Linked DNA regions of Mus musculus: all the other regions are linked to region 2. The links are chromatin loops, found by intact Hi-C in ENCODE. Cell type or tissue: left cerebral cortex. All regions are shown on one strand.

The links. Hi-C counts contacts between places; a loop is a spot of excess contacts. Peaks named below come from ENCODE experiments on the same cell type or tissue, not always from the same donor. Only the 100,000 strongest peaks of a DNase experiment are listed, where the experiment ranks them.
Region 1: a loop joins it to region 2, with 2.8 times the contacts of the local background. A loop is called at or near these places in 2 of 42 quality-filtered maps.
Region 3: a loop joins it to region 2, with 2.6 times the contacts of the local background. A loop is called at or near these places in 4 of 42 quality-filtered maps.

What each region holds. Positions count from the first base shown.
Region 1 is chr2:92,486,132-92,494,131 of GRCm38, forward strand. No RefSeq gene overlaps it. Among named protein-coding and RNA genes, the nearest start is that of Slc35c1, 30 kb to the left of the region's middle. In left cerebral cortex, CTCF peaks have their summits at 481 (motif pointing left) and 2,764 (motif pointing right); DNase peaks (open chromatin) are centred at 458, 3,937, 4,650 and 6,150; H3K27ac peaks cover 1,684 bases.
Region 2 is chr2:92,666,158-92,674,157 of GRCm38, forward strand. No RefSeq gene overlaps it. Among named protein-coding and RNA genes, the nearest start is that of Chst1, 70 kb to the left of the region's middle. In left cerebral cortex, no CTCF peak of the experiment used is centred here; DNase peaks (open chromatin) are centred at 4,451, 5,644, 6,175 and 7,096; H3K27ac peaks cover 3,963 bases.
Region 3 is chr2:92,605,755-92,613,754 of GRCm38, forward strand. Chst1 (carbohydrate sulfotransferase 1) reads left to right here. Exons shown (of 3, transcript NM_023850.2): 2 at 5,940-6,069; 3 at 7,389-8,000. The coding sequence starts at 7,431. Among named protein-coding and RNA genes, the nearest start is that of Chst1, 10 kb to the left of the region's middle. In left cerebral cortex, a CTCF peak has its summit at 3,340 (motif pointing right); DNase peaks (open chromatin) are centred at 441, 2,700, 3,321, 4,194 and 1 more place; H3K27ac peaks cover 5,959 bases.

The DNA of each region.
Region 1 (8,000 bases), 180 kb before region 2:
GCTTATGTGTGTGTGCCTCTGTGTGTGTGTGTGTGTCGCTGCTGAAATGAGACCTGCATTAGGAAAGCAGCCAGTGATCTGAATATATAGACACTTGTAGATGTTAAGTGGGTTTGCACAGAAACTGGGGAGGAACTGAGGAAACAGAGGGATAGAGAAGCTACGTAATCTACTTGTGGCCACAGAGTCAGTAACTGAGGGATCGTCTGAAAAACCCGAAAACTCACTTTTCATAACTTTGGCTTCCCTTGTCTTTAAGCTCCAAACAGGATGGTGACTACAGATTTTCCCGACTCCCTGTTTCAGACCATAATTCGCTGTAAGAAATAGGGCAGGGATCACTGGGTGGGAGCTAGAACACTCGCCCTCCCCTCCGCAGCCGCGTTTTCTCTCTTTTGACAACCAAGTCCTGGCTCCGTTTTGAATAGCAATGCATTAGGGTCCGGGGACTACTAGAGTGGGAGCGCCGTCTTGTGGACAGTTGTGGAACCACAGGCTCAACTACAAAGGGTCTGGTGGGGCTGAGCCTGGAGGCTAGGGGATTGATTCTAAGGTGTCACCAGTGAGCATGCATGTGTGTGCCTTGTTTTCATTAACAGTACGGGTCAAAGTTCACTTAAATCCACATTCAGAAGTTGATTCTCCTTTCTATGCATCCAGATACCTGCAAACTTCTGTCTCCCAAAGGGGGTTAAACACGACTGTGCCATGGTCACCCAAGGACAGAGACCTGCGAAGTGTCCCCTGAGGGTGCAGATGGTCACTAAGACATGGAGCTGTCCACAGCAAACTCCGAATCCCCTTTCATACTGCCCTCTGGTCCAATTCACAGGCTGGCCATGACTTACTATCCCTGTCCCTCCCAGCTGAGGACACAGAGGCTCAGACAGGAGCCCCTGGAGACCCAGTGAGGCAACACACAGACTATTTTCCTAACAACTGAAGGCAGGGAGGACTTGTTTCTCTCTCTAAAAGGGGATGATATCAGTCAGGAAGGCATGGACAGCTGCCCAGCTCAGCCTGCTTGCCTTTGCCTTACTTTACCTGTTCTGCAGCCCCTCAGCAAGTGAGGGCTCTCAGCTGTAGGGTTCTCTCCTAAGAACAGTTTTTCTCCTAGGGAGATCAGCTGTCATCTCCCAGATGTGGGATGGTGGAATCATGGGAAGATCCAAAGCCGCTGGATGGGGCCGGCATTAATTTTGCAATCACCTCGCTGTGGTGCGCCTAATTGCCTGATAACTGTAATTGAGTCTTGGGGATCACATCAACGGTATTACAGGGAGCGTTTAGGGCCGTTAATGGGAAATGCAGCAATACTTGCCAGACTGTGAGCTCTTTCCTGGAGGCAGGGAGTTGGGGAGCGTAGGGTGGATGAAGGGCAATGGCTAGGCCGCCATGCACCGCATCCCACGTCCCAGCCCTGCCAGTCTACATGGCAGGTGGATTGCTATTTTGCAGATGCAAAAGTAGTGTTTGAAGGCTGAGAGACTCATCTGGTCTTTTTGTACCCAGTGGGGTCTTCATAGAAATGACTTCCAGGCTCTGCTTAGACCCACCAACATGGAACCTGTGCTTTCCCCAACTTTCTCAGCAGACGGACATGTGCCTTGAGAGCCACTGAGTGCCAGTCTAGGCAGTTCACGAATTTGTTGACTGACTGCCTACAAAGGCTCTGTTGCATTGATGATGGCTACGGTGCCCTGTGAGCCTCCCGACCTCTCTCTTGCCAAGGCACAACAGGGAGGGTAGGCACCCTGCATCAGCTGAGGGACCTAGTTCAAGGAAATTCTCTTGAGAAAGATAACATTGTCTGTGGACAAAGGCCCCTTCGGTCCTCCCTGCTGTCCTTGCAGTGGGAGATAGGCTTCCCCTCTGAGCCACCAAGGGCTCTGCCGTCTGTTCTGCTTCTGTCTATGGAAACTGTCCAGCAGTGACAAGCCAGTCAGACCCGAAGGAAGCACCATGCGTGATTTCCCCCTGACTGCCACTTTGAGGGGCGTTTGCCCCATTGGCCATGGCAGCTTCCCCTGGGAGGCTCAGGACGGAGAGTTCACTAAGGCCAGCTGAAGCTTGGAGTTCAGCATGACCCATGACCCACATATTTATGAGAGTGAAAAGAAAAATTGTAGTCAGTGACTGAGCTTTCAGAACTGCTTGTTACACAGCACTGGTGTGATAAACGCTGACCAGTAAAGAACTATTCCTCCCACGGAAGTGGCTCGGCTGGATTCGGACTTTTAGACGTTATCTTTGGATGGGAAAGCAGAGCCAGCCTAAGAGAGAAGGCAGCACGGAAACAGAGCTGAGGTATGGTGATGGTCCTAAGCCTGTTGATGGCTCAGTCTCTGGGCATTTAGCTCTACCTGAGACAGGGCTCTTTCAGTCTCGGGAGCAGAAAGAGGAAACTTCTCTGACTCAAACTAGAAAAGTCGAAAAAGTCCAGAAGCGATGAGCGTTTCGGGTGCAGCTTGATCCAGGCGCTCTTCGCTGGACCTGCGCCTTTGTCTGTCCATCTTGCCTCCCATACAGAGGCTGGCCCCCCTGCTGGAGCATGATGGCTCCCTCCCCCCATTCAGGTCTAACGGCACAGTTTCTCCTGGAAGACAACAGTTAGTAGTAACCATTTATCTTCCTTTTGCCAGGCAAAGCCAGAGGAGAGAACCCTACCACTGTCCTGGCACCTACCGACCTCAGAGGTTGCATTATATAAGGAGTATGTTGGATTTCCTCAGCCAACCAGGCTGTGAGGAGGGCCTCTCCTTGGCCTATAGGGGGCGTCCTAGGCCAAGTAGGAGTACAGGGCCTCAGGAGGGGTGCTACCAAGAGTGTGCTACACTGCTAGGACTGATGCAACACAGGAAGGAATTCTCTTGTATCCTCAAGGGATGGATTCTTGACTCCCATGAATATCTGAAACCACTGACAATAATGAACTCTATGAATGCTATACTCTTCTTCTCTATATACATAGTTGTGGTAAAGTCTAACTTATAAATTAGATACAGAAAGAGACAACAATAATGAATGATGAACTAAGATTGCTATATCAAGTAAAACAAAGATTATTTAGACATAAGCTGTGACACGATAATGTTTATGAGACAACTAAGTGCCTCAGTGTGGCTGCACTGAAGAAAACACAGACCCTATAATACTACGTGTATGTATGTGTGTGTGTGTGTGTGTACACATATAATACTATGATAGTCGATTAGATGACAGAGATAGCTAAGTGCCTAAAAGGTACTGTATACAGTGTGGATATAGTATATAAAACATAAGCCCTGGAGGCTGGAGAGATGGCTTAGTGGTTAAGAACTAACTTAACCACTGCTACTGCTACTCCAGAGGTCCTGAGTTCAATTCCCAACAACCCCATGGTGGCTCACAACCATCTGTAATGGGATCTGATGGTCTTTTCTCGTGTGTCTGAAGAGAGTGGCAGTGTACTCATACACATAAAATAAATAAATAAAGCTTTAAAAACTGATTATGATAGTAAACTTAATAAAAGTCATGGCTAAGTACCTAGTGGGCAGGTAGTATACAGTATGGGCACGCTGCATATAGCATAAGGCTAGTGATACTGTGGAAATCAATCCCATGGCAGAAACAGCGGTGTAACTAACAGGTGGGTAGTGTATACAGTGTAGATACTCTGAGCAAAGGTTGAGAGAGTGGGGCAGGATAAGATTCCATGTTCCTACTTAGAAATCTCAAGATGTTTGAAACCTATCAAGTGTATATTTCTGGGATATTCCACTTGCTATTTTGAATTGCATCTAGCTACAGATAACTGAACCTTGGAAAGCAAAACCACGGGTGAGATGGGCTACTGTAACACAATCCCAAGTGCTGCAGACAACTGAAGTGTATTCCTTCACAGTCTGGAAGCTGGAAGCATGATATCCAGGCGAGGGGGTTCTTCCATTGCAGTTTCTCAATAGGAACCTAGCCAGCGTTCTCTCCATAGCATCTGCTGGTTACCATAGCATCTGCTGGTTACCGGAGATGCTCAGTGTTGTTTGGCTTGTAGATCTCTGTGGCCATTGACATAGGGGTCTCCGAGTTTGTGCATGTGTGTTCAAAGGCCTTCTTGCAAAGACACCTGCCACCAGGTTCCATTCTACTGCAGTTTGACCACAGCTTAGTTACACCTGAAAAGATCCTCACCCCTTTTCCAGCCCCAGTTATCTGCTGTGATTGCAGAGGGACCTGAACCCGGGGCGAACACCACTCAGTCTCATACCGAAGATAACAGCCAGTGCTCGGCTGATTTTAAAAATCCCTTATTCAAATCGCAGGATATGTTGACTTTTTTTTTTTTTTAATTTCAAAACAGTTTTAGACCTGGAGGAAAGTCAGTGAGGTTACAGAGCGAGTGACTTTCACTCAGCAATAGTGCTTTCTCCATCCTTTCTTCCTTCTCTAACACCTCATGTCATCAGAACACCGTGACCCAAACCAAGGAAATCGTCTGGGTGTGATGCCATCCGTGAATGCGCAGACTTTATTCAGATCTCACCGTCTTTGCTATCAATGGCCCTTTTCCCTTCTGGGATCCAGGCCAGGATTCAGGCAGCAGGCAGTGCTCACAGCTCCGATCTGCTCTGGCAGGGCCTTGGCTCTTCTCTGGCATGACCTGGACCCTCTGAGAGGGCACTGGTCATTTCTGTTATGAAAGATTCCTGCGTGGGTTTGCCAAGATTTTCTTCAATGTCAGGTTGAGATCATGCGTGTTAGGTGTAGACACTCATCTCTGAGGTAACACGCCTTCTGTGAGGCATGTGGGATCGGCCTTGTCTTGGAGATGCTGACTGTGGGTCTGGGGAGGCATGTGCTGGGCCCTCCCTGGCATTTGACTTATTTTTCCCTTGGCAGTGAATACTGACGTCAGAGAGGAGACTGGAGACGATCCAGTTTGATCCAGTTTGTCAGTTGAAAGTTTTGTCCTCAGGGAGCTAAGTGTCCCCACCCCAGGTGGCCTTTATACTCCCCCACTCTCCACTAAGTGCCAGATACTCCCTTCTTCCCTGTGTCCCTCCACGTGACCAATCACGACTATGATATAGCACTTCTTAGCAGATATGTGCTCCCACTTTCTTTGCCATTAGTATCTGTTTTTATCTTCTATCTGCATGTATATGTGGTGTTGTATGTAGGGTATGTGTCTGTGCATGCATGGAGACCATGCCGTGTGTCCTGCTCTACATCTCTCTACCTTTTTACTCCTGTGAGATCCAGTCCCATTGAGCCTGAAGCTAGACTACTGCCAGCCCTCCACCCCTGTCCTCCTGTCTCTGCCCCTTCATAGCCCTGACTTAGCAGGTGCATAGCCACATCCAGCATTTTTTTTTTTGAGATGGGGGAGGGTCTCATTATGTAGCCCTGACTGGCCTGGAATTCACTATATAGACCTGGACCTCAAGCCCACAGAAACCTGCCCACTTCTGCTGAAATCAAAGGCATGTACCACTGTGCCCGTAGCTTATACATAGCTGCTGAACTCAGGCCCTCAGGCTTATCTGATAAGCCATCTCCCCAGGCTCCCAGTTGCCTACCTTCTGCCAGTGAGAAACAACTTGGCATGAATTTTACTGTTACTGTCTTCTTGGAGGATTTTGTTTGTTCCTTTTCGTTTTCTGTTTAATTTCTTTTTAGACCAGGTCTCGCATATCACAAGCTGACCTAGACTCTCTCCATAGCTGAGGACGATCTTTAACTCCTGCTTCTCCTGTCTTTACCCACAAAGTGCTGGGCTTACAGGTGTACATCGCTGTGTCTGCTTATGTGTTACTAAGGCAGGGACGGACCCACGACTCTGCAAGCTGGATGAGCTCTACTGGAGCAGCCAAGCCCTAGAGTCATGGCAGGGTCCCTGAGACTGCAGGGCGTTAAGATGGGAAATCTGAAGGGAGGGGAATGAGCGTGGGATCCTTCTGTCAACAAGCCAGGCATCAGGCGCTCACTCGCCTGCTGCAGCTCTGACTGGAGCGCAGACCACTGGGCTGTGGGCTCTCTTCCAGCGCTATCTGCTGCTTAGCTCTTGGCTCTCCCCCTCTGTCCTCTTTATTTTCTTTCTTGCTTCATCTTCTCTAGCATGGATACACTCCACCGGGTAAGATGCTGGAGAGTGGGCTATTTTTAATATAATCCACACACAGTTGACAGCATGGAATTTAGTGCATTTCAGGCTTGCGCAACCATTGCCATATTTGGTTCCGGAATGTTTTTATTATGTTCCCAAGAAGAACCGTTTCTCCATCAGCAGCTATTCCTTCTTGTCCCCTTCTTCAGCAGGTGGTAAGCGCTCTGGGCACTCATTCTGGAAATGCCACCAAGTGGAGTTGCATGCCAGGAATGAACGGCTTCTTTCTTGTATGCACTTTTTTTTTCTTAAATCAAGATTCATCTATACGTTGATACAAATTACTTCACCTCATTCCTTGTTTGAAGCCACATAATAACCGAGTGGGTGGGTGGGTGGGTGGGTGGAGGGGCAGTACCACACTGTCTGTGCACCACCTGACGGACATTTGGGCTATTCACCTTTCACATACCACTTCTTCTTGTAGATACTTCTTAACTTCCTCACAGACTCTGTATAGTTCTGGCACCTAGAGGCTCTGGCCTCCAAGTTTAACTTCTGAAGGGACTGCCACACAAGTTTCAAAATTACTGAAAGTATAGATTTCTGAGGCTGGAGAAATGGCTCAGTGATGAACAGCAATGGTGTTCTTTGAAAGGACCTGGGTTCAGTTTCCAGCACCCACATGGAGGCTCACAACCATCTATCACTCCAGTCCCGGAGGGTCTGATGCTCTTCCCTAGCCTCTGTGGGTACTGCATGCACCCAGGACATAGACATATAGGCAGGTAAAACATCTACACATATACAAATAATAAATATAGATTTCTAACCTCTGTCTGCTAAGATTCTGGCTCCATGGGGCTGGAGTGCAATGAGGAACAATGATCTCTCTCCTCCACCTCCCTCTCCGTGTGTGTGTGTGTGTGTGTGTGTGTGTGTGTGTGTGTAAAACTATATCTATCTATCTATCTATCTATCTATCTATCTATCTATCTATCTATCTATCTATGACTTTGTAGTCTGGGCTAGTCTCCAGCCTATTAGCCCAGGATGGCTATGGCCTCTCCACCCTCCTGTTTCTGCCTCCTTGTATTATAGGTGTGGGATTATAGGCATACATGAGCAAGCCTGGTGGGAAACTGCATTGTGTGTGTTCATGTGGGTGTCTGCATGTGCTCACGGGGAGGTTGAGATCTGGTGTTTTCCTCAGTCACGGTACCTCCTCTTTTTTTGAGGCAGGTTCTCTTGTGGAACCTGGGGCCCCTCTGTCCATCTAGGCTAGCTGGACAATGGCCTCCAGGGCCCATGGGACCACTCACCTTGGCCTTACTGACAAGTCGCCACCCCTGGTTGTTGGAGATCTGAACTCAGATCCTCATGCTCGCATAACAAGTGACTGACCCATCTCTGCAGCCCTGGAAACTGTTTCTAAACAGAGGCTATGAGCAGGGCTGGGAGAGAGAAGCAGGAGCCAGCATCTTTTCTTATGGGAACGGCTTCCATTCCCATGTTCCCAAAGTCTGACCGTACATGTCGGTGCCAGCCCTGGCACCACCAGACACAGAAACACCGTCAGTCCTGCAGCCTGGGAGTTCACACTCCAGCGAGCCTTTGTGAGCTGATGGGATTGGATCGGGGGAGGCTGTGACTGTGGTCAGTGGGTCAGCCAGGGAGCCGTGACATTCTGTTTGTTGGAGTGTTTGTCCTTTGTCTTAGATGCTGAGCCGACATGTACAAATAGGGAGATTCTGTGCAGTAACTTGATTTCTGGAACCCTTGGAAGGGCAGCAGACCTGGTGGCCCTGGGCACATGTTATTACATGCCCCACACAGGCTCCCGTGGAGCTCGGGCTGCATTTGCTCCATTTTCCCCAGTTGACTCCATCCCTCAGTGTGGGGCAGTGGACCG
Region 2 (8,000 bases):
TGTCTTTGGAGGTTAAGAAAGTGAGGTGACATTAATCAGAGCGAGGCATCCACACAGGACGCAGTCAAGCTTGGAGGGGACTCTTTCCCACCTGTGTCCTTGAAAGCTCAGAGTTTTCTTTGCTAAGGAAAGTGTCACTGTGTGGACATCAGTAGTGATCTGTGGCTCTGGACTTCAGGAATGCTTACAGCCATAGTGGGGAGGTAAAGAGGGAGAAGAAGAAACCCCAGAGGGACTAGGGTGGCCCAAAAGAGCAGGAGTCTGAGTTGTATACCTGGAGGAGGGTCTGTGAGCTCTGGCAGAAGATCCTGGGAGGTTGCCAAAGGCAAGGCACTCTTACATCTTGTCACTCCTTGGGCTACCCAGGCTCCTGTGAGGACAAACTGAATGTACCAAACAGAACCTGGGATTAGGAGTCAGGCCTGTGCCTCATGACTGAGCTTCCCAACCATCTTTGGTTGTAGACAAGTCACTTCCTGCTCATATGGGTAACAAGGTACGTAGGGAAGAAAATGCAGACATGCCCCACAGTCAGCCTACTTGGAGCACTGCACATATAAGGAAGAAGCATGGCACACCATGCTCCTGAGTAGTCCCAGAAGTCAGAGCACTGGATGCTGAAGTAGCATGAGTAGCCAGTAGCTGGCCTGTGAATGGGTCTCCATTCTCTATGTTATTTTGCATAGCGACCCTGGCGTTCTCCATCCAGTGGAAGGTAATGTGCTGACCAATCACAGACAGTAGGCTTCCACAATGTAAGTAGTTGCTCGTGTACAATAAAGCAGATGCTGTCCCCTGAAGCTGTCTCTAGAGTGGTTTATCTCCATGCCCTTTACCAATCCACAGGCATTGCAGTCCTGTTGGGGGACACCCAGTAATGACCGGTGACAGCAAAGGTAGAAACTGCTATCCGGCCTCCCCTGACATTGCTGAGGAAGTGTCCCCCAGGGTCTAAGAGGTAACTGTCCCCTAACATTCCTGCCAGAAGCATTTCAGAAAACTGGCCAGCAGGAATGAAAAAAACCAGGGGTTCTATGGTCTGGGTTGGGTTTCCGAGAAGCTGAGCTGAGATGGTTGTTTTGTTGGGACTGGGAGGGGGTGCTCAGGGAAGGGGTGCAGGACAGGGGAACAGCAGGCAGGGAGTGGTGTGAGCTTAACAGCAGCAGCTGGGCCTTGGCCTGCTCTGCAGACAGTTAAGGCAGGAACTGTGATAACATCCTTGCTTAGTCACAGGGCCCTGGCTGCCTTGAGTCTGGGGTGACCTCCTATGGCCTCTGAATGCAGCATCTGCAGTCAGTCAAGGACAGTCCTTCAGGGAAGGCTGCAGCATGACAATCAGCACCCCTGGGTGACATCTGTAGGGTCTGCTCAGCTTTGGGGAAGTCACTGAAAGTTTTTGACCTTGTTGCTTCTAATCTTGGCATACTGGAGTGACCTAGTGAGGGAACAGATCTAAATGAGGACACAGGGTATCCCCATCTTTTTCCTACATGCAGTGGACCGTCCACAGAGAGTACAAGAACACACGGGCATGAGAGCTTGTGTCTGGCAAGATCCAGTGGCTTCAGGTCATCAGGAGCCCATAAACCATACAAATGGATATTTGATAGAAACATAATTCTGGGCTCTGAGGGCCTTCGCCGGCCCTGTGGTGAAATACAGCTGCTGTCTGACCTCTGGGAGGATAAATCTGCCCGGAGCTCTCCAGCCTGAGTCCTGGAAGCCCCTGGTAGGCTGCTTCACTGGAGGGGTGCATGCACTCAGCATGGCTGTTAATGCTCGGGCAGAGCTCCAGGACTCCACGGGCAGCCTGGCCATAGCTGCTCTCCTGCCCCATGTGCAACTTGGTGCTGTCCTGGTGCCCTAGGGCTGCCTGGAATGACCTGAAGCCAGTGCCAAGAGGAAGGCAGAGCTGCCTCTCGCTGCCTTCTAGTCCTTGTTAAAAGAATGCCAGGGAAGGAGAGATGGCTCAGCTGGTAAAGACACTTGTCATCAAGCCTGATGATCTGAATTTGGTCCCTGTGACCTGTTGTGTCTGGCCAGCAGACCACAACCTGGGTTCTAGCCTGGAAAGGCATTTTGGAAACCTGGAAGAGAAGAGGGGCTAGGTGGCGAGAGAAAGAAATGTAGCCAAGACAGTTATTCTGATCAAAGCTCAAATTTTATTGTTGCGACACTAGTTATGAAGGAAGGGGGAGGGTACCCGATTCCCGCCGAATAATCTCTGGTCCAGTAGAAAGGTGCACGTGTGTGGCTCCGCAGGTTCCAGCAGTGGGCGTGGCAGAACGAATGAGCAGGAAGCTCCACCCCTGAGCAAGCAGGTTTCAGGCTGGGGGAGGGGAGACTACATTTCCTCCCTTTTATTAACAAAATTAAAAAAAAAGAAAAAGCTGGCCTGAGAGGGGAAAAATTATCTATGCTCAATAGTTCTGCCTGGAATCTAGGGCTAAAGAAAAAACCTGCTTCCCTGGGATTCTTTAACTTTTCTTATGGTAAACTGTATCTGGCTTAAGACTGTCCTTTCTTATCTTAGTAAACAACTAACTGAAAAGCCTGGAGCTGCAGGCTCTGACTTTATGATGCTAATTAGTACTTGGTAGGTAACTTTCTAGTTGAATTTTAAGTAGGGCGTTGGAACTCTGGCTAAGTTTGACTGAACAAATTTGAAATACACTATAATAAGAATAACACTAAGTTGATATTCCTCCGCATTTTTGGATGATAGGTGGGAAACAGGGAGAAGGGGTTCTGTAGTACAAGGCCAATTGGCTTTTTTATTTGGGTGGGAGACAGTGAAGGGCTTGCCCTTTCAATAGTACGGTCTCCAATCTCTCTCCCCCCCTATTAATTAAGTTAAATACGGCAACGCTTAACTGAGGTGATCAAATGATTTTCTCATCCATAGATGAGTGGGCTTTTAACCTTGGCTTGGGTGGACATTGACCCGATTCCTCCCGTGGGTACTGTTAAGACCCACACCTGTGGCTCTCAGTATCTTTTGGGGAGGGGAGGCAGAGCCGAAAATATTTTTGGTTTTTAGCCAAAATTTGATACCAACCTCTTTCAAACCGGGTTTATCTCACAGGAAACTCAGAAATGGTCAAGCTGGACCTTCCCCTGCAGTAGCTCTCTGCACCAAGCGATACCCATACTGAATTTGTACGATCACAAACCAGTATGTACAGTTCTGAGTGCTGTGCAGCTCCTAAAGGAGAATTATCAACCTCAGATTTAGCAAGGCCTCAGCAATAATTATGTCATTAGTAACACCACGATTTGTGGCTAAAATAGGAGCTGGAAGTCGTTCCTCTTCATCCCTGTTTTTTTCACAGCCTAAGGAGCTAAGGACACATTGCAGTAACAGCAAGGGTGAAAAGCCAGAGGTCAGCTAAGGGACCAAGCCTGTCTATCAAAATAAAAACCAATCTTTATTAATATAGAAATAGCTACTTTTCTAGCCCTCTTGGTAAACCTAATTTTTAGCTCAGACTGAAAGCCACGTGCTGGAAATGTCCTGAGAATGGAGATAACAGCTGCCACCTGTGTGCTCTAGGGGGGCGGGGATGCACATCTGCTGGTCCGGCTCGAGAATGTTGATTTACCTGCTTGAAAGACAAAATCTCGACAGTGAGAAAGTAGGAAAGCAGAACTTCTTTTGGGGAAGTCCAGGTACTTTATTCAAATGCAAATTGTAAAGCTGAGGCTAGTCTTCGGCCTCCTGTCGGGAGGTTTCAGGCTGGGGGAGGGGAGACTACAGTGACCCAAATAGTGGAAGGAGAGAATCACAAGTCGCCCTCTGACCGCCAAACACACACACACACACACACACACACACACACACACACACACACACACACACACAGAGAGAGAGAGAGAGAGAGAGAGAGAGAGAGAGAGAGAGAGAGAGAGAGGCATGAAATACATATATAACTATACTTAAGGGGAAAAGTTAGGACAGCATAATAGCTGCCAGCATGAGCAAGGGCCATAGACATGGAGAGAATATAGCTATGGAATTTTAGCCCTTGACCTTGGGGTGGTTAGTTGCGTACCAGCTTCAGAGTTAGCAGCCTTAGCCACTAGCGTGCACTAATATCAGTCCTTCCCTCCTTGGGCTTCAGGGAGGAGAAGCATGTGATTGTGCCTGTCACAGAGTCCCTGCTCCGGGGAGGTCAGCCATTATGAGGGCATACTGGTAATTTGACTGTAGAGTGATCAGTGGTGGCATAGGGGTGTGGCTCAGTGGGTGGTGTGCTTGTTTAGCATGGACTTGATCCTCACCACCACATACAAACTGGCTGTAAAGGCCAGTCTGTCCTGCACACTCCTGCACTCTGGAGGTGGGGGTAGGAAAAACAGAAGCCTAAGCTCCTCCTGTTATGTAATAAACTCGAAGCCAACTTGGACCTTGAGAGATCCTATCTCAAAATAAATGAATGAATAAATGAATACGGATTAGATGAGGGAGAATCAAAACAGAATCCAGGCTGGAAACAATGCCAGAGACATAACCTATAAAGCCTGCTTCCTGGTCACCGACTACCTTTAGCTAGGTTCTCACCTCCTAAAAGCTCCACAAGTCCCCCCAAACAGCACCACTAGCCAGCATGTTCAAATGCAGGTGTTCGTCAGGGACATTTTGCATTTAAATCTCCCAGTGTCAGGAAAGCATGGGAAAGGCTATTTGCTTGTTTGCCTTGGGAAAGGCACTTTTCCTTCCTCTCTTTTCTAGTCTGTTATACCCGGACCATTCGTTCCAAGGGGGCAGAGCCTGTCTCAGAAGCCCTGGGCAGCAGCAGGGAGTTGGCAGGAGAGCAAGCGATCCCTTTCTCCTGCTTTATCCCTTTATGGTTTAAATGTCTCACCTCCAAAGTTCAGGTATTGATACTTAATAGCCAACATGACAGTCTTCTCAATTAGCTGGGATTGAAGGGTTGGCAAAAGTTTGAGGCCAGCCTGGGCTATATAGTAAGGAGTCTTCCTCCTAGAAGAGGCTCCATGAGGCACAGGGTTCTCTTTCTCTTCTGCATTTCTCATGATAGCACAAGATGGTAACCCCACTCCAATGATGAAGCCTCAAACACCATCTTGTAAGAGGAGTGCAGGTGTCACCAGACAAGCCTGCTTGATTTTAGACTTTCCAGCCTCTCGAAGGTCTGGGGATGAAGGTCAAAGCATGGCACCAGATGACACAACTTTTGGTGGCAGGTTATGAAGCACAGCTCCTGACTCTTTGTAAAGGGCTCTTTACCATTATCTCCACTTTATCATCTCCCCCCAACTGGCCTTACAATTATAGATGCCCCCGTGAGAGTTGATTGCCATCTTGTAGATCACATTACCAAGTGGGTTTTGGAGTCCAGAATAGGACAGACATTGCCCATCCCAATATCCTGCATCTAGCAAGTGGAGGGTATAGGTAAGACCATGGTACTGGTCAGTTTGGTTCCTCCCTGCCGTAGGTCTCTGTGCAACCAATTCAGGAGCTAGCTTGTCACAGCCTGGAGGTTATTTCCATAGACAACTGTTCTTGGCCTAAACACCTTCCAAAAAAATCCTGGCCAGCGAAGCAGACAGACATCTGTCACTGGCATAGCAATGAGGTTACAGAACTGAAACGAAAAGCTCTGGTATCCACTTTAAACAGCTCAGAAGACTGGGCAGGAAAAGCAACCGCTTTCAATGGCTTGCAGAACAGAGCAGGAGAAACATTTCAGCACCCAGGACAGCTCCACAAGGCCGTAGCTCCTCCACAGAACAGCTAGGTGATCCCTAGCACATTTGGAAAGACATCTGAGCTTACTTAATTAACCTCCAAGGGTTGGGGTAGACAGCCACAGGTTGACTGACAAGAACCCAAGTGTTTTCAGAAGCAAGTTGTGATTTGATTTTTTAAAAATTTATTTCCACTTTTAAGGTAGGGTCTCATGTGGTTCAGGCTGGCCCCAAATTTGCTATAAGGCTAAGAATGATGTTGAACGTCTGATCATCCTGTTGTCACCGCTGGAGTGTTGGGATTACAGGTGTGCACTACCACACCCAGTTTCTGTGATTCTGGAGACCGAACTCAGGACTCTCTGCAGGCTAGGCAAGCACTCTACCAACTGAGCTCCACCACCACCCCCATGTTCCCAAAGCAATTTAAGATGAAGGAGGTGCCTAGCAGCACCAGAAGGAATGAGCCAGTTATTTTAGAATGTGTTTAAATGTTGGTACGCCTCTTCTATCCACAGTAAGAAAAGAAGAGGGAGGGAACAGGAGGAGGCAGGATGGAGCAAAATGGGCAGAAAAGAGAAGGACTCTGGAGAAAGGGTGTGAAGGGGCAGATGAAGGCTAAAGAAAAGGAAGCAGGGTGAGGGGCTGGGATAAGGGAAGTTCCTCAGCTACTGTGAAACTTCCACCGGGCTCTCTCACAGGGAAGGATGAGTAGGTTAACTGCTTCTCAAGTGCTTTGAGCACCGTGAGCTCCTGAAGCTACACTCAGATTAGACCCACTAGAATAGTCTGTTAGAAAAAAATCCACCCCTGCAACCATCAGAACAGATTTTAGGGAGGCCAAAATGGGTTTAGCCAGAGTCTGTGGTTCTTCATTTCTGATCCTGACAAGCAGATCCATAGAGGACAGATGTCCTCTGGCCACTTGTTGTAGACATAATGTAAAGAGTGCCCTGCTGGGCCAGTCAGTGCTGCACAGACCAGGTTTAGCATCTCCGTGTGCCAGCAGAGAACCTGGGCAGGTCCCATCACCGAGGCCCCAGTCTATCAATGTGAAGGGCTCAGTGGCACTCAGCGGGCTCTAGTTAAAAAGGTAGGAAGGTGTGAAACACCCCCACAAACAATTTCATCAAGATAATTAAAGTTTAAAAGCTTAAAGGCATTAAGCTTCTGAATCAGGGGAGAGCTGATTCATGTGTGATACCTCATGGCCCACAGGAGCCGGACAGTAAGGCGTGTGCGATCAGCCAAAAGGCTGATGCTATTACAGTGAATTATAATGAATTAATCTGAGCCGTAAAACATAATAATGTTGCAATGTTGTATGAAAAGGAATTCATATTCGGAGTTCTGTCACAGACAGGCATGGTGCCAAGGCTTTACAAGCTCTGATAGACTGGATTTCTGCCCAGCAGATAGCTGCTTCCCTCTCCCCTGAGCCCACGCCTTCACCCTTGCCCCATTGCAGGATCCAAGTCGAGTGACTTGGCTTGGCCAACCGAAAGTAGGTGAGATTGATATTGGCCAAGTGTGGAGCCCAAACCTGGAGAGGCTGTATGGATTAATACAGCGACCTCATCATGAGGTGGTCAGCCCCTTTGTGGATCCCCACATGAGTACAGAGTCTGTATCCTGAAGTAGAGATGCCTGGAAGAAGCTGGCATAGATCACAAGATACTTGTAAGACCTCTGCATTCAAAGATAAGTGTTTGGGAGCTAGAGACATGGCTCAGTCAGAAAAGAGGTAGTTGGCCAGATTAGTGGGAAAGGTGAGTTTGCAGTTCAGTGAAAGACCCTATCTCTCAAGGCCATAAGATAGAGAGGTATAGAGGAAGGCACCCATCATCCTACTGTAAGCACCATATGTTCATGTGCATGCAATAAATACATACACCATACATACATGTATACACTCAGAAAATAAGTACTTATTGTTGGCAGCCACTGGGCAAAAACTCAAAGGGTCTTTTATTTTCCACAGAAACTACTAAATACAACACACACTGTCTGATCTTACCCCCTCCCCCAGTGCATTCTGTGAAGAGTCCCACACATCTCCACGTGTGTGGGTCTCAAGGCCACAGAGTGGGGAGGGCAAGTGGTTGGTCCCATGCAGAGCTGGAGGAACTGCCTGGGCTCTGTGGGGCAGGTAAGGTCACATGTGTGGTGGCATCAGGCTGAGGAGCCAGCCCTCCTTGTTACCTCTCTGGTCCTTCCACTGGCTCAGGCTGGGGTAGGGGTGGAATGCAGGGAGAGCTATGAAGCTCCTTTCAAAGAGCCAGCAG
Region 3 (8,000 bases), 60 kb before region 2:
GTTTTTTTTTGTTTGTTTGTTTGTTTGTTTTTCTGAATTTGCTTCCCACTTGTTTTGGCCTTTCTGCTCCGCATGAGGGAGAACCCCTCTTTGTGGTTTTTTTGGTCCATAGTCATTTCTGGGTCGGCTCCATCCCACCTGAGAGGTGCCCCATCCTCTCTCACTATCTCAACCCCATCTCTTGCACACACAGGGCAGTTGGGCCTCATACAGGTGGCTGGAGACCAGGATCTAAGGACGAAGGCACAGGGGGTCCCTCTGCCAGCTGCCAGCTGGGCAATGGCTGCGGCTGCTCAGGCTCCTGTTGATAGTTTTTCATCTGTGGATTTGGGTGGATGACTGAAGCCCAGACCAAGCCGGGATCCAATGGGTGGGGCCTCAGTATTACTCTGACTGGACAGGCTATGGCTGTGCTGAGGAGGGGGGGAGGGGGCAGGAAACCAGGGCCTTCCCGTCTAGTGCTGGGGCAGTAGTTCCGTCTCCCACAGGCTGGCCCGGCTGAGACAGGGACCAGCCTTCTGACTCATCTCTCCTCTCAGGTTCCTGTCCACTAGGCCCTTGTGTCAGCACAGGAGGATGGTCACTCACCCCACAGCAGGCTTTGCTCCCAGGCTACCAGACACCTGACAGGAGTTGCTTCCTTTCCTGAAAGCTGAGGGTCCTGCGGGTGGGACTCAAGCCACACCCGTGAGCCTTTCCGAGGATTGTTGTGGTCTAGGCTAGCCCCTGAGCTCACACCAGTGGACACCCCTCCATGAGTCTTGCCTGTACCCAGGTTGTGCTGAGCTGCTCCACCCTCTGCTTCCAGCTTCTTGCTTCCGGCTGTGATCGCTCTGTTTTCTTTCATTTCGTACCTCAGAGCAACAGAGGCCAGTAGAGGTTGAGAGTCTTGTTCCAAACTTCTGAGCCATCAGACAGCTGGAGTGAGGGTCTCACCCAGTCTCCCTGTGCAGGTCTTTCCTCTGGTGCCTACCTACTTTACAAAGGGGCTTGTGACAAGTGTTAGTGCCAGTGTCATGGTCACTAGAATGACCTGCCCGGAGATGTCATTCAGCGCGTCAGGCGGCTCTGCCTACGGTGAAAAGATAAAGGATTAGCGACAGTATGATTGGGTCTGCCTTGCATTCTGGGGATGTTCAAAAGAGGGTCTGGTTGTGTCTAAGAACTCCAGAGGTCGCTCGCCGAACACCTTGCTGTGTCATGCAGATCCTGTAGACCTTACTGAGGTTAACGTGGACACGGCCATGTTACCAAGGGGGAAGCTCTTTGCTTCCAGTGTTCCCTGGATTGGTCACCATTCCTGCACGGTCACTCTGTGTTCTTCAGACTGCTAATTCTGAAGGCTGCCCCAGCACACGGCCACAGGGAACTCAGTGGTCCTTGGTTTTTGTGGGTTGTGTGGGATCTTGGGTTCATGGTGCTGTGTGGCTTTGGAGACGTCTTGGGAGATCTCGTGACCCCAGCCCCTATCAATCAGCCAGATGTCTTTTGGTCATATGCTTTACTGCTATCTCTTGGCTCTTGTGGAACATGTAACTGAGTTATTTCCCTTTTCTCATTGGCTGCCAGGAAGCTCTATCCCATAAGCCTACACATTGGCAATTAGAGCTGACCCAGCCCCTTCTTTTAGGCTTTCACAATCCTGTGTTCTTGTTGCCTCATTTTCATGGCCGAGTTTCACTTGAGAGGATATAATCCCCTGGCTCTTCTGTTTCTTTAGCCTTTAACTAAATAAACATCGATGGTGGGTGGGTCAGGGCTGGCTAAGCAGGTTAAAACGTGTGGTTTCCCCGAGGCTACCATCTAGCTAACTTCTTCCCTGCCCAAGTCCTCTGTCCCCTGCTTGGATGTCTGCATAGTATGCTGGTGCCTTGGAATCTCTGTGTCCTGGGTTTGCTCAGGTAGTGGATGTTCAGCTTCATGTTCCCCCGGCTCTCTGTTCCCTGCTCCCCATGCCGCTTTAAGAGCATTTTGAAGAAAGAAGCCACCTGTGCAAGCTTAGCCTCAGCCACTCCCTGCACAACTCCCAGCTCCCTCTGAGGCCACCTCAGCAGTCTGCAGCCAATCACAGGTCCTCACGTCCACCTGAGCAGGGCTAATGCTTGGTGCTAAGACAAGGAAGTCTTGACAAGATGTGTTGAAAGTTGGGGGTAGGGGGGTGGGGTGGAGAGAAAGGCTGGTAAGCAGTGTCATTGGGGTGAAGAAGAAAGCCTCAAGGCTGGGGTGAGGTGACAGGGATGGTTCTCAGTCACCAACCCTGTCCTCAGACACCTCTCCAGCTCTCCATGGGTACATGGTCACTGTATTTCCACAGAAAATAAACTTAAAGCTCATTGCAGACTGTGCCCACTGCTTTATAGGCTCTTGGGTCCTCTTCTCCCAGGCAGCCATACTAGCATAGTGCATAAGGTTCCAGGGGCCGTTCATGCGTTGTGTGCACAGTTGGACACACGTGCTTTGTGGTTTTCCTTGACGTGGTTTTCTTTGTTTGCTTTTGGCTCGTTTCCATAAGCATCGTCTGCCTCGTTCAGAAAGACAGCCCCAGGATGATAGCGTCAGGAACGAGGGAGCCCAGGTTCTGTGGAGTAGAGCAGTAGCCTGCACCCTCCCTTCAGGAGCTTCAAAACGATTCCAAATTGTGTGTGCAAAATTGGGCACAGGAAGCATTTTCTGGGAAGACGGACTGTGTTTCCAAGGAGCCTGTGGAACAGGGAAGGTAAACTGCCTCGCTGTGGTTTGCTGAGATTCCCATAGGGTGGCAAGAGGGACTTGGTGAAGGGCAGAGCCCTTGGGTCCTTGGGCCTATGAGGACAGTGTCAGATGGGGAATCAGGCTGGGTCTGGTGGTTGGTGGGGCATGGCAGAGACACGGGAGCACTGATTTCTTCTGGAGAGTGACTTTGAGCTTTCCCACAGTTCACAGGGCTTCCCTCTGTCTGGGGTGGACTTAGCCTTAACTGGCCCTGAACATGGGGCAGGTCCTTCCAAAGGCAGAGAGGTCCTTGTTAGTGTTTTGGAGGAAAACCCCAGGTACAAAGAGCTTTAGGTCTTGACACACAGTGTCACTCAATCTAGGGACAGGCAGAAGCTGCAGGCCACTCCTGTTAGTGGTGTTCTGTTCAACACTGCTTCTTCAGTCTGGGCAGCGTGAGGGCCGTGCAGGGGTAAAGCCAGACTGCCTATTGCTGCTTGCCTCTTGGTGTGCAGCTGAGGAAGAGTATCTCCGTGGCTCAGAAGCCACCATCCCTCTTCACTGCAATCTGCAGCATCATACTTCCACCCACCGTGGCACCTTTGGCTTCCTCACACAGTAAGAAGATGAGAGCTAGGAGGCTGTACTACCAGTTCTAGCCACTAGAGGGAAGCAGAAATACCATCACAATAGCCTAGCACAGAAAATTCTAGCAGGGCAAGTGGTTTGGGAAGGAGGAGTGGTGGGTAAAGCCCTACAGAGGTCTCTCTCTGTTAGAACAGACTCTAAGGGTAACAGGTAACTAGTTCTGAGGTGCTTCCCTAAGACATAAAGCAAAATTCAGAAATCTAGGCAAGGTTCCCAGCAGGTAAACAATGGAGCTGGGTTGCTCCATGGGGCTGGTGTCAGAGGTTGTCAGAGGTCACTTGTCAAACACAAAGCAGAATCTTGTCCTAATGCTGGGCATGAATAAGTGCATCAAGTCAGTTAGCAAACAATGATCTGGTTAGGCCACCTTTATAGACAGGGGAAGTGAAGCTCAGGCCCAACTGGTGCCTAGCCAGTGTGTGCTTAGCCTCTGACCTGCAGGCTTGAGCCCTTAGTTGCAGATTGGAGCTTCCCTGTATAGCATTCTCCACTCCCAACCTGACCACAGAGCTGCAGTCCAAGCCATCTCCAGGCTGGCCACCAGGTCCTCTGTCTTCTAACAAAAAGGTGGGATTCTGGGCTCCTATGCCCAAGGTTTGATCCAGTAATGAGGGAGGCCATAACAGAAGCCCAGGAAGGGTCGTGGGCCCCCAAGTCTGGCTTGGGAGGACCAGGGCATTGAGAAATCTCTTGCAGAGGCCAAGGTTTGCCTGGGAACCAGAGGACCTGGTTCCAGGGCCTTTGGTTTCCAGGGCAGATGCCTCCAGCATACCAAGGACCCTTGGCCAGCTCTGGGCTTGGCTGTGCCAGGCTGGCAGGAGAGCAGAGCACTTTCAGGGGCTCCAACATCCTCCTTCCTGTTCTCATGCTCTGGCTTTGCCCTCCTGGAAGGTGGGCACATGGCACTCAGCCAGGCTGCAAGCTGGTGACCACAGTGTACCCTCTGAAGCTTGAGGAGTCCCCTCACCTTAGGCCTGGCTTTGAGTTTCTTCAGGGTGGAAGGGAAACTGGGAGAAAGAGCTCGAACCATCTGTTCCCTTCTGGGCAAGATGGAAGGCCCTCCTCTGAAGAAACACTCATTGTGTAATTCTGTCTTTAAAGTTGGAATTGCAGGCCTAAGGGTCAAGAAAAGCTGTTTTGATGCAAACCAAAGGGAATGAAGTAAGAGATGGGCCAGGAGCAGATCCAGCCAAGAGATTTGAAAATGACTTGGAGAGCACCTAGCCTGAGCTGGGATCTTGTCTCTCCCCGCTTCTTGGGGCATGGACTTGGAAAAGCTGTTGTACCCAAAGAGCCTCAACTTTTTTCCCTGCTGTGGGTTGTGAAGTGCTGACATACTAGCTTTGAGGTTGGGGTTGAGGCAGTGTACCTGAGCCTGAGGGTGGGAGACTGGGAGCCCCTTGGGAGTGCTGACTTTCCTTGGTATCAATTCCTATGTAGTTTTTGGTTAGTGCCTGTTGGTCTGGACTGCTGGTAGACATCTATGAAGAAACACAGCTGAGTTTAGTGACCTCACAACTGAAGCAAGGGGGCTGGTATTCCTTGAGGCACTTGTCAGGGACCTGGGATTTGAGTAGAGAGGGCTCCCCATTACTCTCAGCCTTCCCTCCACGGGGCAGAGGCCTCTGCCACAGGGGTTAGGATGGGTGTGGTCCAGATTGTGTGACTTTGAACACACTGAGAGACTCTTACTAAAAATCTGGACTGGACCGCTTGCCCTATTAACTGTCTCTTGGTGGTGACTCGGTGCTGATTTCTGCACATAGTATGGCTTTTTACATTTTAAATAGGAGCCTCAGAGTCCAAACACTGGTAGGCATGGCCATTTTGGCTCAGACCCTGTGCATTTCCCCAGGCTAGCAGAGCCTGCAGCTCCCCATTCTTCCTGGGGACAATGAGCCAATGGTAAAGGGATGAGAGCACAGGTCTGAGCCTGATCCAGAAGGACCCAGGCCCCTGATGTTTCTCACATGTGAGCCATAGACTGATCTTTAAATTCTCCATTTGAGCAATGGAAGTGGGTGGGCTCCTGCCCTACCAGAACAGTTTGTAAGGGATGACAGGGTGCCCAAGATGGCAATGCTTATTTGCTTGGGAGACAGGGGTTCACTTGTCTCCTAGAGTAGCCAGGAAACACAGCAGATTGTGGGAGGGATGTATACAAAGGATGCGAGCTTACACACCAGCCATGAACTTACACACGAGCCACGAGCCAACCAATACATGGACCTCATGGCAAAAAGGATAAAATGCAGTCTGTGACTCAGAACTCATAAACTTACCTGCTCCTATCCTTGCCCCTCCTGTGCTGGTTTGTGGGTGGCCTGGGACAGAATCACGTGCATGTTTGAAGGCCAAGTGTGCTTAAGCATGAGATGTGTCTTAGAGGGGAGGTATACAGGCTCCAGATGGGGGTTGAAGCAGGTCATAGGCCCCAGCAGGCACTGCTACCCGTGATGTGGGTTATACCTGCTTACAGAGTGAATCTGTTTGTTTGGCTAAAGGCCTTAGCCCTGTGCAAGCACTTAGTAGGTATTACCTGAAGTTGTACTGGCTTTGGTGTTTTATTGGGCTTGGTAAAGTTTGCCTTTGGCTTTCAGGTAACTGCTGTGTGTGCTGCATATGGTTGGAAGAAGACCCCTGTCCCCAGCTGTCCCTTTGGAGCTACCTTCTCCACCTGAAGGCCTGAGGTGACTCACTTCCATCACAGGACCAGTTGAATTCCAGAAGGTGAGGCTTGTTTCCACGACTTTCTAATACAGGACCCACGTGGGCTTCTCGCCTGAGACACTTGGGCGCACATGCTAGCCGGCTCCTGCCCACAGGAGCCCTGGGATGGTCAGAAGGAGCATGGCTTGTTAAGGGTGGGATATGCAAGCTGTAGCTTGAAAGTTAGGGCTTCACGGCTCAGGGGTGAGGATAGGTCGGCTGGAGCGCCCGAGACAGTGTCAATGTGGAGAGCAGGCAAAGTCACGTGTCATAGCCTGGGGGCAGACTGTGGGACACAGAAGAAGGGCAAGGAGAGAGGAACTGGTGCCCAAGCCAACCTGCCTGCTGCCTCCACAGCCTGTTGGCCTCGGGGCTGTGCAGATCACTGGTCCGCCTTACAGCAGTCCTTCTTTGGGAGGTGTTGAGGTCCTTGGCACTGAGTCTGGAAGCAGCCCTGGCATCTCTCGGGACCTGGTGGCTGAGGCAGCATCCCCTGGCCTACCTTGTGACAAGCTTGGGACTTGCTTGTTGTGAGCCCATGGGATAGGCTTTCCTTTTCTATTTTCCTGTGGTTCCTCCCTCCCCCTCCTCCACTTTTGTGGACTGAAGGGCTGGGGGAGTAGCTTGGGGCCAGAAACAAGCCCTGAGTCCTATGCAGAGAGATCCATCCCAGTAGCCTCTGGGCCCTGCCCTTGCGCTAGGCCATTTGACTTATAACACTGCAGGTGCCTAGGTAACTGGGCATCTGGAGGCAGCTGGGTGCCCTCATTTGCAAGGTAGCAAGGCCATGGTCTACCCACCGTGGACAGTTCCTGGCCCAGCTGGATTCTGCTGTCAAGTCAGAATTCATGGAGCACAGGGGTCTCTGCTCTCCCGGATTTGTGTTTGGGGAGGGGAATTTGGTGTGCATCTTTCCTTTAAGGGTTAGAGGAAGACAGAGAAAAAGATCATTGTCTGGGGTGGGGGGTGGGTGAGTATCAGCCTGTGGGACTAGAAGATGCTGGCAGGGATCGCAGGCAGTGTCGGGGTGTGGCATGAGCCATCCTCTGGCCCCACCAAGTGTGGAAGCTGGGAGAGTTGGGTTTTGACACAGTAAGCAGGCTGGGCTAGGAAAACCAGAGCTCAACAGGGAGGCCTCTGCAACCACAACTCTCTTAGCTCTTGGGGTCCAGGGAGTCGGTCTGTTTAGCTCTCTGAAGCTCCCGGGAGTCACCAAGAAAATGACAAGTGCCTAGGTATTGTAGGTCTCACGGGATGTGTGAACACTGGGTGTTTTCCTGGACCCCGTGGTGGCTCTTGGCTGTGTGAAGCACCTACCCTTGCCTGTCTCCTGTCCACAGACCCGGTGCCTTGGAGCAACAGCCCCATGACGGTGCCCAGCCATGCAATGTTCTTGGAAGGCTGTCCTCCTCCTCGCCCTGGCCTCCATTGCCATCCAGTACACAGCCATCCGCACTTTCACCGCCAAGTCTTTCCACACTTGCCCTGGGCTGACAGATACTGGCTTGGCAGAGCGGCTGTGTGAGGAGGGCCCTACCTTCTCCTACAACCTCTCCAGGAAGACCCACGTCCTGATCCTGGCCACCACACGCAGTGGCTCTTCCTTTGTGGGCCAGCTCTTCAACCAGCACATGGATGTCTTCTACCTGTTCGAGCCGCTCTATCACGTCCAAAACACGCTCATCCCCCGGTTCACCCAGGGCAAGAGCCCCGCAGATCGCAGGGTCATGCTAGGTGCCAGCCGGGACCTGCTGAGGAGCCTTTATGATTGTGATCTCTACTTTCTGGAGAACTACATCAAGCCACCTCCAGTCAACCACACCACCAACAGGGTCTTCCGCAGAGGGGCCAGCAGGGTCCTTTGCTCCCGTCCAGTGTGTGACCCTCCAGGGTCCTCTGACCTGATCCTGGAGGAGGGGGACTGTGTGCGCATGTGTGGCTTGCTGAACCTG